Linked DNA regions of Homo sapiens: region 2 is linked to region 1. Evidence: chromatin contacts called from ENCODE Hi-C or POLR2A ChIA-PET data. All regions are on one chromosome and are shown on one strand. The core of a region is the stretch at or near the end of the contact, and the rest is flanking DNA. Distances in the headings are between cores, read along the strand shown.

Evidence for each region. Hi-C counts contacts between places; a loop is a spot of excess contacts on that map. ChIA-PET counts read pairs that join two places held with the same protein, here RNA polymerase II (POLR2A). Pooled maps may share reads with other maps.
Region 2: a loop to region 1 is called in a map with no recorded cell type, with 23 times the contacts of the local background. The contact joins the enhancer-like site here to the promoter of RHOF in region 1. A Hi-C loop is called at or near these places in 2 of 168 maps with a recorded cell type or tissue (PC-9 and sigmoid colon), 1 of 37 single-sample maps with no recorded cell type and 7 of 50 pooled maps. POLR2A ChIA-PET finds 5 or more read pairs at or near these places in 6 of 52 experiments (AG04450, BJ, Caco-2 and 3 more).

The regions. Positions count from the first base shown.
Region 1 is chr12:121,789,186-121,795,517 of GRCh38, forward strand. It overlaps RHOF (ras homolog family member F, filopodia associated), which reads right to left and starts at 4,503. Exons shown (of 5, transcript NM_019034.3): 1 at 4,311-4,503; 2 at 3,967-4,054. The coding sequence starts at 4,448. It overlaps LINC01089 (long intergenic non-protein coding RNA 1089), which reads right to left. Exons shown (of 4, transcript NR_152740.1): 4 at 6,082-6,332. It also overlaps a transcript of SETD1B not described here. RefSeq lists enhancers at 75-791, 3,574-4,405, 4,411-4,951, 4,898-4,947, 5,492-6,032 and 3 more and a silencer at 3,878-4,417.
Region 2 is chr12:122,052,490-122,058,982 of GRCh38, forward strand. It overlaps BCL7A (BAF chromatin remodeling complex subunit BCL7A), which reads left to right. Exons shown (of 6, transcript NM_001024808.3): 5 at 2,316-2,437. Among named protein-coding and RNA genes, the nearest start is that of LINC02985, 7.6 kb to the right of the region's middle. RefSeq lists an enhancer at 2,289-2,903. Within about 2 kb of position 2,027, at least 4 of the 41 ENCODE cell types and tissues checked have a DNase peak (open chromatin) inside an H3K27ac peak, as active enhancers do.

The DNA of each region.
Region 1 (6,332 bases), core at 3,253-5,752:
TGCTATGGCACTCCAGCCTGGGTGACAGAGCGAGACCCTGTCTCTAACCATTCCCCACCTCAAAAAAAAACCCAGGAATTACATGCAAAGGATGCACGTGCTTCTGGTGAGGAAGTCTCTAGGCCTGGGCTCCCCCTAGAGCCGCCCATCGTCCTGACGTGCACTCAGGCGGTGCGGCAGGGCTGGGCGGAAGGGAGGCTCATGCCGCACACAGGGCTATTTTCTTGGTGGGATGAGGCTTTGCCAAGGAAGTCCTGCTTCCAGGGACAGGGGTCTCTAAGGCCCAGAGCAGAGTTGAGGAAAAAAGACCTCAAATCTGCAGGAGGACACACAGGGCGGGTGGACCCCAGCTCCAGCTGCGGCGTTGGTCAGGGAGGGGTACTGGCAGCATGAGAAGTGAAGCTGCCAGAAGAGGAACCCACTTTTACTCACTCTGCTGGGGGCCGCCCACCTGTGCTTTCCCAGGGAGACAGGGGCTGGGCAGCCCCAGCTGGGAGTTGAGACCACCTTCTGGGTGACCCCAGCCTTGTCTCAGCCCAGGCCTCCGGTGCTTCTGGGGCTCACAACACACATCTGTCCCTGGTTCCTTGTCTTAGCAAATCCTACTCCATTGCCTAACAATTTTCTTTCTGTTCCCATCTCAGGCTGAAAAGGGGACCACCGCTCCCCGGGCAACCCCTATCCCATCCTGTGCCCCTCTAACCCTGGACCCCACACCTTGGCCCTGATGAGCTCACTCTCCCGTCTGTGTCTTCACAGCCCACCTCACCCCGCCTCCCCCGGCCCAGGAAACTTCAGACTTCACCGCAGCTTCCTGCCTCAGAGGATGTCAGGGCCCCGGTGAGGCCGACAGAGCAGTGAGTGCCATGGCCCCCGCCCCTTCCCTTCTGAGCCCTGCGAGCCCCGTCACCCGATCTGCCCTCCCTCCGCTGTGGTGTCTGTAACTACTTCCTCAGGAGGGAGACAGCCACACGGGCCTTCCACGAGGGCCCCTGTGGGCAGCGTCCGGCCCCTGCCCAGGACCAGCGTTTGGTCCTGGGTGTGGAGAAATTCAGCCTCTGAGAGCCACCCCTGTCTCACAGCTCTGGTGGCCACCAGTCGGGAAGATGCCCCTTCCGCCACTGTGTGTGGCCCATTGGGTTCTAGAACTTTCTACAACTACGTTTACTAGACTCATTTCTGGCTTGGCCATTCCCTCACCCTCTTGGCCTTTGCCTCTCTCTACGTGGCCGCCTGGCCATGGCTTTCTGTCCTGTTCTCCTGAGAGCCGTCCACCTGCAGGCCGAGATGAATCATCTCCGGCATTCGGATCCACTACCCATTCATTCCATCACCTTCCAGGCCTTGCTCCATGACAAGCACTGGGACCTGGGCTCTCCCTGGTGGCACTCACTGACCAGGGGATTTCCTCCTATGAGCAAGCCTTCCCTGGTCACGGGGGGATACCCTACAGGGAGCAGCCAGATCTCTTCTCCCTGGGTGCCCCTCCTTGGGGTCTGTCAGACTGTGAGGCTAGCCACCTCCCCTGAGCCCTGCTTCTCTGCTGCTTGGAAGAGACTTGCCAGGGAAGATAGATCTCCCCGCTGCAGCAGGGTCTGGGGGTCAGCTTGGGGCATGGCACCGTAGATTCCAAAGCACAGGCTTGAGCTAGGGCTGGGCAGGGATGGTAGGAGGATCTTTTTAATTTTTTTTAATTTTTATTTTTTGAAACAGGGTCTCGCTCTGTTGCCCAGGCTGGAGTGCAGTAGCGTGATCTTGACTCACTGCAATTTCCGCCTCCTGGGTTCAAGCAATTCTCCTGCCTCAGCCTTCCGAGTAGCTGGGACTATAGGTATGTGCCAACACGCCTGGCTAATTTTTATACTTTTAGTAGAGACGGGGTTTCATCATGTTGCCCAGGCTGGTCTTGAACTCCTGGCTTCAAGCAATCCTCCTGCCTCAGCCTCCCAAAGTGCTGGGAGATGTAGTCTCGCCCTGTCACCCAGGCTGGACTGCAATGGCACAATCTCGGCTCACTGCAACCTCTGCCTCCCGGGTTCAAACGATTCTCCTGCCTCAGCCTCCCGAGTAGCTGGGATTACAGGTGCCCACCACCACACCCAGCTAATTTTTGGATTTTTAGTAGAGATGGGGTTTCACCATGTTGGGCAGGCTGGTGGACATCATATATTAATCTGATTTAATCCTCATGACCCTCTTAGTGCTCATGACAGATCAGGAAACTGAGGCCCAGACATCCCCAATGATACGTAGCCAATAGAGCTGGGGTCAAAGCCCAGATCTGACTCCAAAGAGGATGGCAGGAACAGGATGGGACCATGGATGGGATCCCCATGGTGCCAGTGGTCGCCTGCTTCTGGTGACTGTAGCAGGGGATGCTCCTCCATCCCTCTGGTAGCAGCTCTTAGCACAAATTCTTCCTACAGCAACTTGCAGCTTTCCAGAATCTCCACAACTCAATCTACTCTGACATGTTCCTTGAGCATCTCTCTCTGGGCAAGGCCAGAAAGGCCATCCCTGTTCTTATGATGTGGAGGCTGCCCTGAACAGTGAACCCCGGGACCTGATAGGGGAGGCCCTGATGGCAGAGGAGGAGGAAAGAAAAAACCTCCTGACCTCTTGCAGGGCAGTGGGTTGCTGTGAATGTCTCCACCCAGCAGCACTTGACTCAAAAAGTGGGTCAATGACCTTGCCCCTCCCTGGCTACTGCACAGGAAACATGAGAGTAAAGGTGTCCCAGACCATGACTTTTACTACCCCCGGGCCACGCCCCGGGAATTCCTCTGATGCCTCAGCTCTCCCAGCTCACCAGGGGCTAGAGACAGGCGCTGTTTTGGGGTTGGCCCTACAGGGCCCACATCCCACAAAGACAGGTTCCTCAGAGGCCACGATAGGACCTGCTGAAGTCGGAATGGAGGGGGGCTCTGAGCTAGGACAGCCCCTTTTCGGGTCCTCTCCAAGGTCTAGGTGGGGGTGGAGGTGTCTGGATTTTGGCTCCATCCTAGGTCAGTGTCTGACCTCACCTCACACACACAAGGCTTGGCTGGCCGGAGAGGGCCACCGGATGACGTGGTTCCCTGCAGGTCACTAAACACTGAGTCACAGAGGTGGGGTGAGGCCCCACCTGGGGATCTCAACCTTTGGTCCCCAATGTTGATGAAGCCCAGATGGGAGTCAGGGTCCTCCCACTGACTGTTTCTCCTGTCCCCACCCCTCACAACACCGACTCCCAAGCAATTGCACATAAATCCGTAAACCACCCGTGGGGGCCTGCAGGTGGCAGGCAGAGCCTGGTGTGGGGCCCCTGCCCCCAGTGCTCTGTTCCTTCCTCAGTTCATTTTCTACACTGTCTGGTTTTGTCCCAGGGAACTAGGAAAGCACAGAAGTAATTGTAGCCACGCAATTCCAGAACCACCAACTGCAAGCCGTGGAATCCTGGGAGCTGCAGACACAGAACTCGCATCCACAGGACCCCAGAGCCTCAGGCTGCAGAGCGCAGGCCACAGAGCCCTGGAGCCACAGGCTGATCTGCAGCCGGGAGCATCCCAGAACCACAGGACCCAGACACACAGCCCAGGCAATCCGAGCACCAAGGGACTCAAATCTGCAGCTCACAGAGTCTGCAGAGACCACAGCAGGTAGCGCAGCAATCCTGGAACCATGGGAGGCCCAAGAGCAGCCCACTGCTTTCTAGAACCACAGGAGAGGAACGAGCTGTGGGCTCTCAGCACAGAGCTGGGAGGGTGGCCCCAGAGTTCACCTCCTCCTCCAAACACCTTCCACTTACGTATAGGGCTTGGCCTCTAGGGCCCCGCAGCCAGCGCCCCTGAGCGGCCTCCAGGAGTGAAGAGCCGGCCAAGGCCCTGCCAAGGCTGCAGGGCGGGGACACCCAGTGGGGGACGCCCGGGAGGGGAAACCCTTCGGGCGGGCGGACCCTCGGGCCCCCCGGCGCGCAGGCGCACTCACCGGCCGTGTCGTAGAGGTTCAGGGTCACCTCCTTGCTGCCAACGGTCACGCTGGCCGTGTACTTCTCGAACACCGATGGGGCGTAGTGCTGCGGGAGAGGGGGTCGGGTTGGTCCTTAGTGGGGCCGGCGGGGGCCAAAGTTCCAGCTGAATCCACTGTCCACCCCCCTCACTCGTCCCGGATCAGCCCCCCCTCACCCCGCTGGGCTCTGGAATTCCCGAGGGGGCGCCCCGGGGTGGCGGCCGCCTGTCCGTGCTCGGGACGCTGGGGACTGAGGGTCGGGGCTCTGGGCTCAGGGTAAGGGGCGTCCCTCGCCCCCACCCCAGCCCCGCTGCGGGCCTCACCTCGGGGAAGGAGCCCTGGCTGTACACCATGAGCAGCGAGGTCTTGCCGCAGCCGCCGTCGCCCACGATCACGATCTTCAGCTCCTTCCTGCCCGGACCGGGGGCGGCGGTCTGGGCCAGGGCCCCGGGGGCATCCATTGCCCGGAGCCCGCAGCACTGGCGGCGGCGCGCCGGGCACTAGCGGAGCCAAGAGGTCGGGGGCGGGGCGGGGCCGGAACCAGCCCCGCCCACTCGGAGCAGCGCCGCCTCCGCCAGGCAGCCTCCCGGCCGACCTCCCAGCCTCAGTTTCCTTTCTGCTAAGGTCTCAGCCCTGGGTGTGGGTATTCAGCTCTCAGTCCCAGGGATACTGCAGCACCGGAAAAACGGGGCTCAGCTGCGAGCAAAGCTCCCACCCCCAACCCACCGCCACCCTCCGCGCGTCACGTCGCGCCCCTCGCCGGCGAGACCCGATCGTGGCTGCCCAGCGACTCCAGGTGCCCCTGATTAGCAGGCTCCGCCTTCGGCAGGGACCCTCTGATTGGCTGGCGCGGCCAGACAGGGTCTCCCGGATTGGCTGGCTGTGCCTCCGCACCGGGTTCGAGAAGCCCCCGGCCTCCAGCTCCGGGAAGAGCCCCTCAACTTTGCACTGCCCCAGCGGTGTGGCTTGGCACATGTCCGCCTCTGGCCTCAGCTTCCCCACAGGAGGTAGCGGCGGTGGCACCAGGGAAGATGCTGACGCGAGAGTCATGTCTGCCCACCTCGCCTGGGCCAGGGACGCCAGCGTGCACGCGGGTTCGGGGTGAGGGACTGGGCTCCGCTTACCCGCACCCCGACCCTGGGCTGCAGGGTGGACGTCTGACGCCCTCTGCCGGGCAATCGCCTCGGCGCCGGCCGCTCCGGGCGCAGGTTGGCCCGAAACCACTAGGGGCGGCCGCCTCCTTCCGGCAGGAGCCAGAGGCGTGAACCACGCAAGACGTCGTCAGGGAGGGGCAGGTTGGAGTAGCTCTAGTTGAAGTCAACTTGGTCCCTCTCCTGGAGCTTTGGAGACTGATAACCCCACACCCACCAAGAAATGTAAGAAAATGCGTTTCCTTGCCAGCAGCCACATGTCCTTCATCCCAGGAATCCCCCCAACTCTCCCATCCCCTGATCAAAACAGCTTATTTGTTGAGCACTTACTGTAGGCAGTGCTATCAGGGCTGCTGGCTGAATTACCCGTAACCCCCACCCCTCCTCTTACTCCTCACCCTGGGCGGGCTGACTGCCCTCTGCACCACCCAGATGAGTCGACAGGGTGGCAGAGGGACCCCCCCCTGGAGCCGGTCCACGGCAGACAGGCACGAGAGCATGGCCGAGAGTGGGATCCTACCAGCTGGGGTAGGAAGAGCCCATTTCTAACAAAACCCCCAACAGCAGCATGGTTGGGGGCAAGTGGCCTTCGTAGTTTCCTCAGATAGGGGCTGGCAGGACTCAGGATCTTTTTGCTGGCGACCCCACCCCGAAGACTCCCAGTTTTCAAGGTCTCGGCAAGGGTCATGTAAACCTCACTTCGTGGAGGAAAACCGCCAACCTGGCAGTTCCATGGTCAAGGTTCTCACAGTGCAAGCAAGGCACGGTCTGACCACCAGAGGGCAGCAGCGACCGCCCACAGAATCCCAAGACCACAGCAGAGCTGGGAAGGGGAGGCCGGGGAGGCACCCCAGGTTCTCAGTGGACGCCCTCTTCAGGCACTGGGCAAAGGGTAATCTCCTGGGTCAAGCACCCCCTAGACAAATGCACAGCAACTCATCCATTCCTTTTTTGCAACACGTTTATTGAGAGGCAGTTGTGCTCCAGCCTTCCAGGAGGTCACAGTCTTAGGGGAAGCAGTGCAATGGAGGTTGGAAGCAGGGGAACCCTTTACTGAAGGCTGAGCGCTGGCTGGCACACTAGGCCTGGCAGCACTGGAGGGCAGGCAGGGAAAGTAGGGTGGGTAACCCAGCCTGGCAAATGCACGGCAGCTAGAAAACCTCTTCAGGTTCTGGGGTGGCTGGGCCATGAGAG
Region 2 (6,493 bases), core at 777-3,276, 260 kb after region 1:
TCATTCTCCACTTCTCCCTTCCCCAGCAACACTGGGTCCCTGCCCAGGGCAACCACGAAACTTTCTGTCTCCATGGGTTTGCCTATTCTGGACTTTTCATATAAATGGAATCATATACTCTGTGGCCTTTTGTGTCTGACTTCTCACTCAGCATAATGTTTTCTTTCTTTTTGTTTTTTTATTGTTTTGTTTTTTGTTTTGTTTTGTTTTGGAGACAGAGTCTCACTCTGTCACCCAGGCTGGAGTGCAGTGGCATGATCTTGTCTCACTGGAACCTCCGCCTCCTGGGTTTATGGGATTCTCCTGCCTCAGCCTCCCAAGTAGCTGGGATTACAGGCGCGCGACACCACGCCTGGCTTACTTTTGTATTTTTTTAGTCGGGGGGGGGGGGGGGTTTGCCATGTTGGCCAGGCTGGTCTCAAACTCCTGACCTCAGCCGATCCACCCACCTTAGCCTCCCAAAGTGCTGGGATTACAGGCGTGAGCCACCGTGCCTAGCCTGTTTTTGTTGTTGTTGTCGTTTTTTGAGACAGTCTTACTCTGTCGCCCAGGCTGGAGTGCCGTGGCATGATCTCGGCTCCCAATCCAGGAGGTGGTCCTGGGTTCAAACGATTCTCCTGCCTCAGCCTCCGAGTAACTGGGATTACAGGCGTGCACCACCATGCCTGGCTAATTTTTGTATTTTTAGTAGAGACGGGGTTTCACCATGTTGGCCAGGCTGGTCTTGAACTCCTGACTTCAAGTGATCCGCCTGCCTTGGCCTCCCAAAGTGGTGGGATTATAGGCGTGAGCCGCCGCGCCCGGCCAGGGCTCCTAGTCTGAGAAGTAAGTGTCAACCCTGCTCAGACTCCCTGGGAAGGAGGGTCTTGCTGTCCCGTTCCCCCGCCCTCTGTGTCCCGGCCTGTCCCAGGCCCTGCACTGTCTCCTTCTTCTTCCCATCTTGCCTGCTTGCTTTTAAACTTAAGCATGGGTTATTTTCCCCTTTGTTATTACTCTGCCTCAGAAACCCCAGCAGGGAAGTCTTGGTCGCACAGGCATTCTCTAGGATTCGTTTCGTGTGTGCTTTTTAACATCAGGGTACCATGGTGTCCGGGCCTCGGGTAGGATTTTTGCTGCCCCTTCACGAGTGTCTGGCTCTGTGTCCAGTAAGCTTTAGGAAAAACCGCTGCCGCCACTGCCTCCTCCCAAGCTGCACCCACCCCCCCGCCCCATCCAGCCTGCACCTTCCTTCTGCTAAAGAAAACTTGGGGTGGAGCAGCAGGAAGACAGGCATGAGAAATCACCCGAATAACTGGGTTCATTCTACTGGCGATTCCTTGATGGAATGGTGTGCGGCCATCTTGTAAGCTGTGATATTTAAAGAACCTTTAAAGACATGAAGAATTCCTCCGAAATACCACATGACCCCCATTTGGGAAGAGGAGAAAATTTGTACGCATGGAGGGAGGGGAAACTGGAAAGACGGGAATTAATCCTCTAAAACATTAGTGGGGTGGTCCCTGGGTGGTGACAGGTGATTTTTAACTTTATTTTTTCTGTACTTTTCTGTTTCCTGCAATGGTCAGTCATTGCTCTGGCAATCGGAAAAATACCCTTATTATTGTTATTATTTTGAGACGGAGTTTCGCTCTGTCACCCAAGCTTTAGTGCAGTGGCGCGATCTCGGCTCACTGCAACCTCCGCCTCCCGGGTTCACGCCATCCTCCTGCCTCAGCCTCCCGAGTAGGTGGGACTACAGGCGCCCGCCGCCACCACGCCCGGCTAATTTTTTGTATTTTTAGTAGAGACGGGGTTTCACCGTGTTAGCCAGGATGGTCTCGATCTCCTGACCTCGTGATCCGCCAGCCTCGGCCTCCCAAAGTGCTGGGATTACAGGCCTGAGCCACCGTGCCCGGCCAAATACCCATATTATTAAGAGAAATGTTTACAAAAGGTTAGGACGAAGCCACCTTGGCTGCGGGAGAGAGGAATTGACAGCCATGATTGTTGGTGCGCACTGCGGCCGCCAGGGGGTGCTGGGTGCACGCAGCACAGAGACTGCAGCCTCCTCCAGTCGCCTCCCAGGGCCCTCAGCAGCTAAGTGTGCAGGAGAGGGTTGCAGACGCCAGGGTCCGTGTGTGACCTGGCTGCTGGAAACAGCGCCACTGAAAAATCAACAGGAGACTCCCCAGCCCTCCAGCCCCCCAGCTCATTGTAGCCTTCAAAGACCACTGGCCCCAAAACTACCCGATTCAAGGTATTTTCAGTATTTGGCCCCACCGGCCCCGCCTCTCACGTGTCTGAAAACAGCTCCTGTCGTCTTGCTCTTCCCTCAGATGCTTCTGATGAGCAGAATTCACAGTCCTCGATGGAACATTCGATGAACAGCTCAGAGAAAGTAGATCGGCAGCCGTCTGGAGACTCGGGTCTGGCCGCAGAGACGTCTGCAATCTCTCAGGTACCTCGCTCGAGGTCTCAGAGGGGCAGCCAGATCGGCCGGGAGCCCATTGGGTTGTCGGGGGTACGTTGAAAGGTGTTTCGTCATTGTGTTTTGTTGTTTTGTCGTTGGACCATTGGAACTGTCATTTGTCCATTGGGCTATGTCCATGAACACAGTCCTGGGCTCTGCCTTGGGCTCTGGGGCCGAGGGATAATGAGACTTGTGGCCTCTGCCCTCAAGGAGCCTCTGGGTCGGAGGAGGATGAAGGGACCTTGAACCCAGCCTCGGCTGCTACGTTTTGTCTGTTCAGGTTCACACAGGCATTGCCTCATCTCAGTGATCCCCAGATCGGTGACCTTTAGAGCTGGGAAGACAAGACTTCAGAAACCTAAGTGGTGGGGCCTCCGACGGAGCGGTGCTGCTGGCCCCACTTGCACTGCATGGGCCCCTCTCCAGGGCATCACTCTGTGTTGGAATCTGGTCTGAATGAGTCAGCACAGGTGCAGTGGGGCCCGGTGGTTAGGAGCAAACCTCCCAGAGTCGGGCCCAAGTTTGAATCCCAGCTCCCAAAATGGGATCACGGAACTGTCTTAGGGCCACCGTGAGGATTCGATGGGAGAACTTGGGTAAAACACTTAGCATGGAGCGGACACAAGATGCAGAGGTGTCATTGGCCATGACCACTATTAGGATTTTTCACTGTAAATCCTCTAGACTTTTTTTCCTTCGAGACAGAGTCTCACTTTGTCACCCAGGCTGGAGTGCAGTGGCATGATCCCGGCTCACTCCAACCTCCACCTCCTGGATTCAAGCAATTCTCCTGCCTCAGCCTCCCAAGTAGGTGGGATTACAGGTGCCTACCACTCTGCCTGGCTGATTTTTGTATTTTTAGTAGAGATGGGTTTCACCATGTTGGCCAGGCTGGTCTCAAATTCCTGACCTCAAATGATCCACTCCCTCAGCCTCTCAAAGTGCTGGGATTACAGGCGTGAGCCACTGCGCCTGGCAACTTCAAAATCTTTAAACCCTTTGATTGGCAGGTCCCTTTCCAGAACCTCACCCCATGGAACCCCCTCCACATGCCCTAGCTCTAAGGGGCTGCTTAGGGAAATCTGGGGTCTTGTCTGAGACAGACTAGGGCGCAGCCATCTAGAAGAGCATGGTTGTGCCTTCCAGGTTCTGATAAACATTCTTGCAGCGTGCAGTGAGAAAAGCAAGCTGCAGATCCGCAGGCGTAGCATGAGCCCATCTGGTTAAAAACAGTAGAAACCAAAGCCTGGTGATTTATATTAAGACCAAAGTTGTCGGCTGGGATCTCTGGGCCTCTTGATCTCAGAGAAGAAAAGCTCAGCTTGAAACTTTGATCCATACCCTGAGAGTATCCAATGCTCCCCCGCAGTACCTGGAAATGCCAGGAGTCCCCCATTCTCACATCGCCCCCACTACCCCACACTCTTGCTTCCAGGAGACCCAGACCTAAAATTGGGCCTCTTCCACCATTTTCACAGGCACACCGACACACATATTGTCCACAGAGCTAGGTGTGTGAGTGACATGGAGGATGTACTCCAGTAAAGCAGACAGCCTGACATTTCAAGCAATACGTTTTTGGCCGGGTGCAGTGGCTCACATTTGTAAGCCCAGCACTTTGGGAGGCTGAGGCAGGTGGATCACTTGAGGCCAGGAGTTCGAGACCAGCCTGGGCAACATAGCAAGACCCCGTCTCTCCAACAAAAAGAAAAAGAAAATTAGCCAGGCATGGTGGTGCGCTCCTATAGTCCCAGCTACTCTGGAGGCTGAGGCGGGAGGATTGCTTGAGCCTGAGAGTTCAAGGCTGCAGTGGGCTATGATCCTACCATTGCCCTCCAGCCTGGGTGACAGAGCAAGACCCTGTCTCAAAAAAATAAATACAGAAAAAAGGAGAGAAAGGACAGAAAGGTAGCCTTCCTGACTCCCTGCGATCCCTGCTCCCAGGGTCCCCCAGAAGGGGCTCATGTCACTGTCTCTGCAAGTCCATCGCATGTCCTACTCGAGGCCTCTCCTCTGCAACATTTATCTCTGAGAACCCACCATGGACCAGGGGCTATACCTAATCCCTGCCTGCCACAGTGGGGCTGACAATGGGCTCAGGATAAGCAGACACAAGTAGGTCACAGAGTCCCACTAAGTGCCGTGAGAGAGTGAAACAGGGTGACGTGAAGAAGCAGAACAGGCCATGGGTAGAGGGTGCTGTGGCTGGCGTCAGCAGGGAGGGGCTGGCTGTGAGCCGGACATGAAGGGGGCCCAGGCTGGGACGGTGAGCTCTCCAGGCAGGGGCAGACCAAGGTGCAGAGACCTCAAGACAGGAGCCAGCTTGAAGAACGAAAGAGAGGCCAGGGTGGCCGGGGAGGCCAGAACCTGGTGGGTGAGGAAGAGAATGGTCTGATGAGGGAAGAAGTGGGCCAGGCTTGTCACTAGGGCCTTCTTGGTCCTGGTGAGGAACTGGGTTTGTTCAGAAGTCAGTAGGAAAGTTGTGGAATGCTTTGTATTTGTAAGTTGTGGTTTCTATTGGAGGAAGGTTGCTGGGGCCATCCTGTTGGCCACAAGCAGGCTGCTCCATCAGCCAGGCCAGAGGCCGGGTTGGAGGGGGGGTGCGGGCGGAGAGGTGGCTTCAGGGGGTGTCCAGGCCTGGGTCTTTCTCCCAGGCTGATGGGGAGCACCAGTTAGGATGGCTGCGGTCAGGAGTTTGGTCTCAGGTGACAGGTTAGGTTTGAGAGGCCCAAGACAATTGTGTGATGGATGAGTGAGTGTTAAACCTTTTCTGGTGTCCTGGGTTTCATGGGAATTCAGTGACAACTACAGACCCTTTCCCCCAGAATAACACACACACATATGTGTATACCCAGCAAATGCTGAGAGTCCAGCCCAGACCAGGCACTGTGCCCAGCCCTGCAGGAGCAGGAGTCTACATGGCAGAGTGGGTCTGGGCCTCTGGGAGATGGCCTAGAACTTGCAGAGATTGCCAGGCATCATGGCTCACACCTGTAATCCAAGCAGTTTGGGAGGCTGAGGCAGGAGGATCCCTTGAGCCCGGGAGTTCAAGACCAGCCTGGGCAGCATAGCAAGACCCCATCTCTACAAAAAACTTAAAAAAAAAAAATCATCCGGGCATGGTGGCACATGCATATAGTCCCAGCTACTCAGGAGGCTGAGGCAGGGGGATCCTCTGAGACCAGGAAGTCGAGGCTGCAGTGAGCTATGATGACCACTACACCCCAGCCTGAGCAGCAAAGCAAGACTCTGTCTCTAAAAAAAATTATAAAAAGAACTTGGAAAAGCTGGTGCGGTGGCTCACGCCTGTAATCCTAGCACTCTGGGAAGGTGAGGCGGGCAGATCACCTGAGGTCAGGAGTTTGAGACCAGCCTGGCCAACATGGTGAAACATGGAGACATGGTGAAACCCTGTCTCTACCAAAAATACAAAAAATTAGCCAGGCATGGTGGTGTGCACCTGTAATCCCAGCACTCTGGGAGGCCGAGGTGGGCAGATAACCTGAGGTCAGGAGTTTGAGACCAGCCTGGCCCACATGGTGAAACCCCGTCTCTACTAAAAATACAAAAATTAGCCGGGCATGGTGGCGCGTGCCTGTAATCACAGCTACTTGGGAGGCTGAGGCAGGAGAATCACTTGAACCCAGGAGGCGGAGGTTGCAGTGAGCCAAGATTGCCCCACTGCACTCCAGCCTGGCAACAGAGTGAGACTCCATCTCAACAACAAAAACAAGAACTTGGAAAGGTGAACTTGAAACAATAATCACAAGTAATCACCCTAGCAATGAATCATAGATGGGAAGATTGATAACAGCAACTTCTGGTCCAGTCTGAATGAGTGGGGAGAGCCTAGGGTCCAAGGCAGCAGTGTAGGAAATGCTCCCGAGTTACCAGCCATTGGCATGTGATAGGGTCAGGCAGGGGCCAGGGGACACCGCGCTCCATAGCTCCAGGAAGAGTTTGGGTGTGAGGGTCTCCATAGGTCCTCAAACTCTCTGGAGTCCACGCTTGGGCCTCGGGTCTGGAACTGCTGGTCTGAACCAC